2 separate regions of the Homo sapiens genome follow, and region 1 is linked to region 2. A link is a loop called in an ENCODE intact Hi-C map of the cell type or tissue named here. Cell type or tissue: HCT116. All regions are shown on one strand. Links, peaks and the distances in the headings refer to the core of each region. The heading gives the core; the rest is flanking DNA.

Region 1 (2,649 bases), core at 1-2,500, 780 kb before region 2:
GAGTAGACGGCTATGGTCACCACCTGGAGAATGAAGAGCCAGGCTCAGTGCAGGATGCAGCGGGCCAAGGAGAAATGCTGCCCCTGCCTCTGAGGATCTATGGGAAGTCTGACAAGTAATCAAACATGTATCCTGGTGTGGCAGTACCAGTGGGGACAGGGTCACCTTGTTGGGGGTGGTGGGGGGCTTTTAGGATGAACCCGGTGCCTCAGGGGACTGAAATGGCCAGGCAAGTACCATCGCTAATTCTTCTCATCTCACACACAGCACAGGACATACAGTAGGCACTGGGACTCGGGAGGGGAGAGGCAGTTACTTGGGTGTAGACGAGGGGGATGCTGATCCAGTCATAGTGGAATAGCATGCTGCACTTGGCTCGGTACTTGTTCAGCTCCTGGGGGAACAGCAGGAACAGGAAGTCAGCAGAGGTGAGGAAGGAACAGGGGTGCCCAGCACAAACTAGGCCTGGGCCTGGCCAGGAGGCTCTTTCTCATTCTGCCCTCAGAGGTGTATTAAGATGGGGTGCTTGAATCCCAGCTCTGCTAACTAGCTGTGTAACTTAGGCAAATTTCTTTTCTACTCTGTGCCTCAGTTTCCACATCTGTGCAAGGAGGATGATAGTACCTATGTCAAGAGTTGCTGTAAGGGATGAATGAGTTAACATGGGTACAGGGCTTCCAAAAGGCTGGGGTACACAGCTGATGCCATACAACTGTTAGGTATTAAAATTATTATTCATCTTTAAAATTAGAGGGAGGAGGGCAGATGGGTCTGGTCCTGAGCCCACTCACTTCCAAAAGTAGACAGAGAGCGATATCGTCACGTATTCGCCCGTCCCTCCGGGCCTGGGCCGCCAGGTTGGTGAACCAGACGCAGGGGACCCAGTACTTGTTGAAGTCGGATTTCAGGCTCTCAAACTTTTTCCTCTCTTCCTGGGACATGAAACCTGAGGGGGTAAAGCAGGTGGGGTGCAGTTGCACCCTCTGCCGCCAGGGGAGGCTGCTGTTCCGCCGTCTGGCTCCCCTCCCTCGCGTCCACCGGCTGTCCCAGGACTCGCGGTTCCGCGTTCCTGTCGCAGTCCAGACCCTTCCCTGGAGGCCCCTGCTCCCAGGACTCTCCCAGGCGCCACCTGCATCCGGCTGTGGGCCGGACCCCCAGAGGCTCCCGGCGGGCGGCGCACCTGCGTCCACCACGTGCTCCATGGTGGGGAAGCGCTTAAGCACGCGGGTGCTGACCGAGCGCAGCACCAGCACGGACGCCAGGTTCGCGTAGCGGATGAGGGTGCGGCGCAGCAGGCGGCCCCGCTGGTCCACGCCGTGCACGCTAGCCGAGATGACGCACATCAGCTGGTCTGGCAGCGGGATGCTTGTGTACTGGGACCACCAGCGGTTCACCACGAGAGTCACATAGAAACCTGCTTGGCCGCCGTGATAGAGGGAGTAGGAAGGGAGAGTGGAGAGCCTGGGGGTCGGAGCGCCTCACCTCCCCCAGCAAAGGGCCTGGTCCAGGCCAGTTGAATCGTGGCAGGGGGAAGGAAACATTCAGCTCCAGTGCCCTGCTGTGCGAGGCCAGGAGGAGGGAGGAGGGCAAACTTCCTTCAGCAGAGGGAAAGTGGGGATTCAAAGCCAGGAGACTGCTTCCCAGGAGGGTGGGGAAGGGGTTGTCACCTCTGTCCAGCTCCCCTGCAGTGCCCAGGGTGGGCTTGTGAGGCCAGCAGGTGTCTTGTGCCTTGCTGGAAGTGAGGGTCCGGCAAGTGATAGGGCCCTGCCCTCTGGAAGTCCTGGACCCAGCACCCAGCTCCTGTGCCTGCTGGGCCTGCTCTGGCTGACCAGGAAGGCTCTGCCACCGTGTTGAGTAATTCTTTTTTTTTTTTTTTTTTTTTTTAGCAGAGTCTCGCTACATTGCCCAGGCTGGACTGGAACTCCTGGGCTCAAGCGATCCTCTCACCTCAGCCTCTCGAGTAGCTGAGACTGCAGGTGTGTCACCACACCATCTGTTGGGTAATTCTGACCCTCGGAGCTGTCAACCCAACCCAGAGGTCAGGGAACACAGTAAGGGGGACACAGGGAAAACTAGAAGGGAGCCTTACCCAATACAAAGGACAAGGGAATGAGGTCTGCTGAGCGGTTGCAGTACCGGGCCACCTGAGCATACACGTACCTCTGCTCCTGGGTCAGCAGCAGCCTGGGGAAGGCAGGTGTAGGCTTGGGTTAGAGGGAGGTGGGTGGCCCAGTCTCCCCACTTGCGCCAGCTCTAAGACCCTGCCCTTACCGGTAGGTGATGCTAAGCACAGCGTACAAGGCCCCAAAGAGGAGGAATTCCTTGTAGAGGAGCTTGTAGATGCTTCCCCTCCAGCGGAGAAGCAGGCCAGAGAAACCTCCGAAGCGGGCCTCCGCCACTTTGAGAGTGTATGAAACCGTCATGGTGCTGGGAGCCTGGGGCAGGAGGTCACAAGAGTTGCCCCCAGGGCTGTCGTTTAGTTCTCCAGACAACCTCCCTTCCACTCTGGTCTCACACACCCCAGCCTTCACCCTGCGTCAGTGGACAAGGGGGTAGGAGCCTGCAGAGCAGAAAAGTACACCCCACCCCCTGCAGAACTGAGCAGTACATGGGCAAAGCCAGGCTAGAGTTGGACAAGGTAGAACTGAG
Region 2 (3,012 bases), core at 212-2,711:
TGACCCCTTTTCCTCATCTGTCTAATCCCCCAACTTAGGTGGCAGGTCCAGCGGAAAGTGATCTGCATCCCCAAAAGTATCACTCCTTCTCGAATCCTTCAGAACATCAAGGTACTTGGTAATGGGTTCTATCTTCTTTAGCTCTTTGGGACATTTTCTTGGCCCTGACTCTACCTGGCTAAAAAGGCAGTGTTGTGGAACCCCAGCTTCTGCTCACAAAGCTGGCTTTCTTGAACCCCACTCTCCATCCTCAGGTGTTTGACTTCACCTTTAGCCCAGAAGAGATGAAGCAGCTAAATGCCCTGAACAAAAATTGGAGATATATTGTGCCTATGCTTACGGTGAGGATGTATCAGCCTCCTAGACTTGGGGAATGTGAGATTTGGGGTGGGATTCTGGCCCAGGTGTGACCTAAGGCTTGCTGGTTGTGAGAAGGACACAATGTTGTGGGTGGGATTGCTATGCTGGACATAGTGCCCTCATTTCTCTTTATTGAGCTCAGGGAAGTAGTATGGCTCAGGGATAAGGCATATAACCTGTGAGTCCCAGTCCTGCTTCTTGATATCTTGTAACCTAGAGCAAGTTATTAAACTTCTCCAAGCCTCAGCTTCCTATGTGTAAAATGAGCCCAGTTCCTGACATGTAGTAGATTCTCAGTAAATGATATGAGGAGAGCCCAGAAGGCGTTGTTGACCTCACTCGAGGGATTGGGGTTGGGAGGGAAGTCGGCTGTACTTAGGGAAATAAATGGTTCCTGGCCTCTTGATCTCAGTTCAGACTGCAAACTCTTAGGGGCAGGGGTAGCTACATATCAGGCTATGGGTTTGGTGCTAGAATGGTGTTGATACTGTGGTGTTCTCTGAGGATGGGGATCCCAGCCAATGCCATCTGGCATAGTGCTGTACACAGGTGAGTTTGTTTAGGAAGATTTGGGGAAGATGCCTGGAGTCTTTGGAATGGCAACTCCTGCTGATGGAGTAATCTATCTGTCTCTCTTTCCAGGTGGATGGGAAGAGAGTCCCAAGGGATGCAGGGCATCCTCTGTACCCCTTTAATGACCCGTACTGAGACCACAGCTTCTTGGCCTCCCTTCCAGCTCTGCAGCTAATGAGGTCCTGCCACAACGGAAAGAGGGAGTTAATAAAGCCATTGGAGCATCCATATTGCTTGCTTGTCTTATTTGCCTGGTCAGGCCTGAGATGGAGGCTGTTTCCCTCAGGGATGACAGACCTCGGGCTGCTGGATGTGACCTGCCCTTGAAGCCCAAATATTCATATCCTGGTTCTGGAGGAACCTGTGAGGAGGCTGAGTAATTCTGTATCCTTGCATTAGGCACGTTGGGAAGTAGCGCCATCTACTGGCACATCTTAAGCACTGCATGCTTCCCTGGAGTCTTCTCAAGAATGCCTCAAATTGGCCACCTCAGGAGTGAGCGATCAGGGCAATGATTGTCCGTTGGTTTCAAGGCAGTGCTGGACCTGGGCCTTAAGTTTCCATCCCCCTGTCCTGACCAGTGCCTAGGTTTAGTAATTTGAAGAGTCCAAGCGACTTACATTAAGAAGTTAGGGAATCCTAGCTTGCAAAATCACAAAAGGTGGGGACAGGGGCTTTCTCCATCAGACACTATAGTCAGTGTGCATAGGTGACCTGCAGGAGGCAACAGTCCTGCCCAGACCTTGTCACTCGGCCCCTAAGGCCCTATCTTATGCACTTTTTATTGGTGGGCACCAGAGACCACTGATAAACAGGTTTTAGGAAGGTTTATGGCAAATCTCTCTAACCTCCAGTCACACGAAACTCTTTACTTTCCCAAACCATTGCTCTTTGTTCAAGAAGTATTTATTGGGTACTTATGGGTTAGGCATGATGCTAAGCCCTGGGGATATAGCTATAACCAAGACACATAAGTCCCTACAGCCTACTTGAGGAGACAGACTAAGTAATTGCATAATTAGTTTAATTACAGTCGGAAGAAGTGTTATGAGAAGTGCAGGGCGAGTAGCCTACTTATTTAATCAGCTAAGATCTGAAAGATGAATAGGGATTAATTAGTTAAAGGAGGTAAGAGTGGGAACAGCATTCCATACAAATTGGACAGCTTAGGGAAAAGTCTTGAAACTGGAAGACGCTGCTGGAAAAGCCTAAAGAAGACTTGTAGGACAGCAACTAAAAGTAAGGGGGACCTGGTGGTAGAGGCGATGGCATAAAACAATGCTGGCATTGGTAGGAACTGATGATTGGAAGGCCTAAAAGACTGTTGAGATTTCTATTATTTATTTTTTGAATTGAGGTCTCTGTCACCGAGGCTGTAGTATACAAAAATTTTAAATTTTTATAGAGATTAGGTCTCCTTATGTTGCCCAGGCTGTTTTTTGTTTGTTTGTTTTGTGATGGAGTCTTGCTCTGTCACCCAGGCTGGAGTGCAGTGGCGCCATCTCGGCTCACTGCAACCTCCGCCTCCTTGGTTCAAGCGATTCTCCTGCCTCAGCCTCCTGAGTAGCTGGGATTACAAGTCCCCGCCATGACACCTGGCTAATTTTTTGTATTTTTGGTAGGGATGGGGTTTCCCCGTGTTGGCCAGGCTGGTCTTGAACTCCTGACCTCAAGTGATCTGCCCGCCTCAGCCTCCCAAAGTACTGGGATTATAGGCGTCAGCCCTCCCAGGCTGATTTTGAACTCCTAGGTTCAAGACTCCTAAATTCTTGGCCTCCCAAAGTGTTGGGATTACACGTGTGAGCCACTACACCCAGCCGCTTCCAAATCTTTGTGAACAGTGCTGCAACAAACATGGAAGTGCAGATCTCTCTGATACACTCATTTCCTTTCTTTTGGGTATATACTCAGCAGTGAGATTGCTGGATCATATCGTAGCTCTATTTTTAGTTTTTTGAGAAACCTCTAAAATGTTCTCCATAGTGGTTGCACTAATTTACATTCCCACCAACAGTGTTTGAGGGTTCTCTTTTCTCCACATCCTCTCCAGCATTTGTTATTGCCTGTCTTTTGGATAAA

What was found. A loop is a pair of places that touch in the nucleus more often than their neighbours do. Peaks named below come from ENCODE experiments on the same cell type or tissue, not always from the same donor. Only the 100,000 strongest peaks of a DNase experiment are listed, where the experiment ranks them.
Region 1: it touches region 2 in a loop (7-fold over the local background); 2 of 110 quality-filtered maps call a loop at or near these places.

Annotation. Positions count from the first base shown.
Region 1 is chr1:44,785,283-44,787,931 of GRCh38, forward strand. BEST4 (bestrophin 4) reads right to left here. Exons shown (of 9, transcript NM_153274.3): 1 at 2,272-2,649; 2 at 2,090-2,184; 3 at 1,181-1,414; 4 at 792-946; 5 at 317-394; 6 at 1-23. The coding sequence starts at 2,423. Among named protein-coding and RNA genes, the nearest start is that of BEST4, 1.6 kb to the right of the region's middle. RefSeq lists enhancers at 745-1,430, 1,340-1,429, 1,431-2,116 and a silencer at 1,090-1,219. In HCT116, for the core only: a CTCF peak has its summit at 988; a DNase peak (open chromatin) is centred at 979; H3K4me3 peaks cover 1,166 bases; H3K27ac peaks cover 914 bases.
Region 2 is chr1:45,568,889-45,571,900 of GRCh38, forward strand. AKR1A1 (aldo-keto reductase family 1 member A1) reads left to right here. Exons shown (of 9, transcript NM_153326.3): 7 at 39-111; 8 at 255-341; 9 at 1,003-1,161. The coding sequence ends at 1,068. Among named protein-coding and RNA genes, the nearest start is that of NASP, 14 kb to the right of the region's middle. In HCT116, for the core only: a CTCF peak has its summit at 1,373 (motif pointing left); a DNase peak (open chromatin) is centred at 1,363.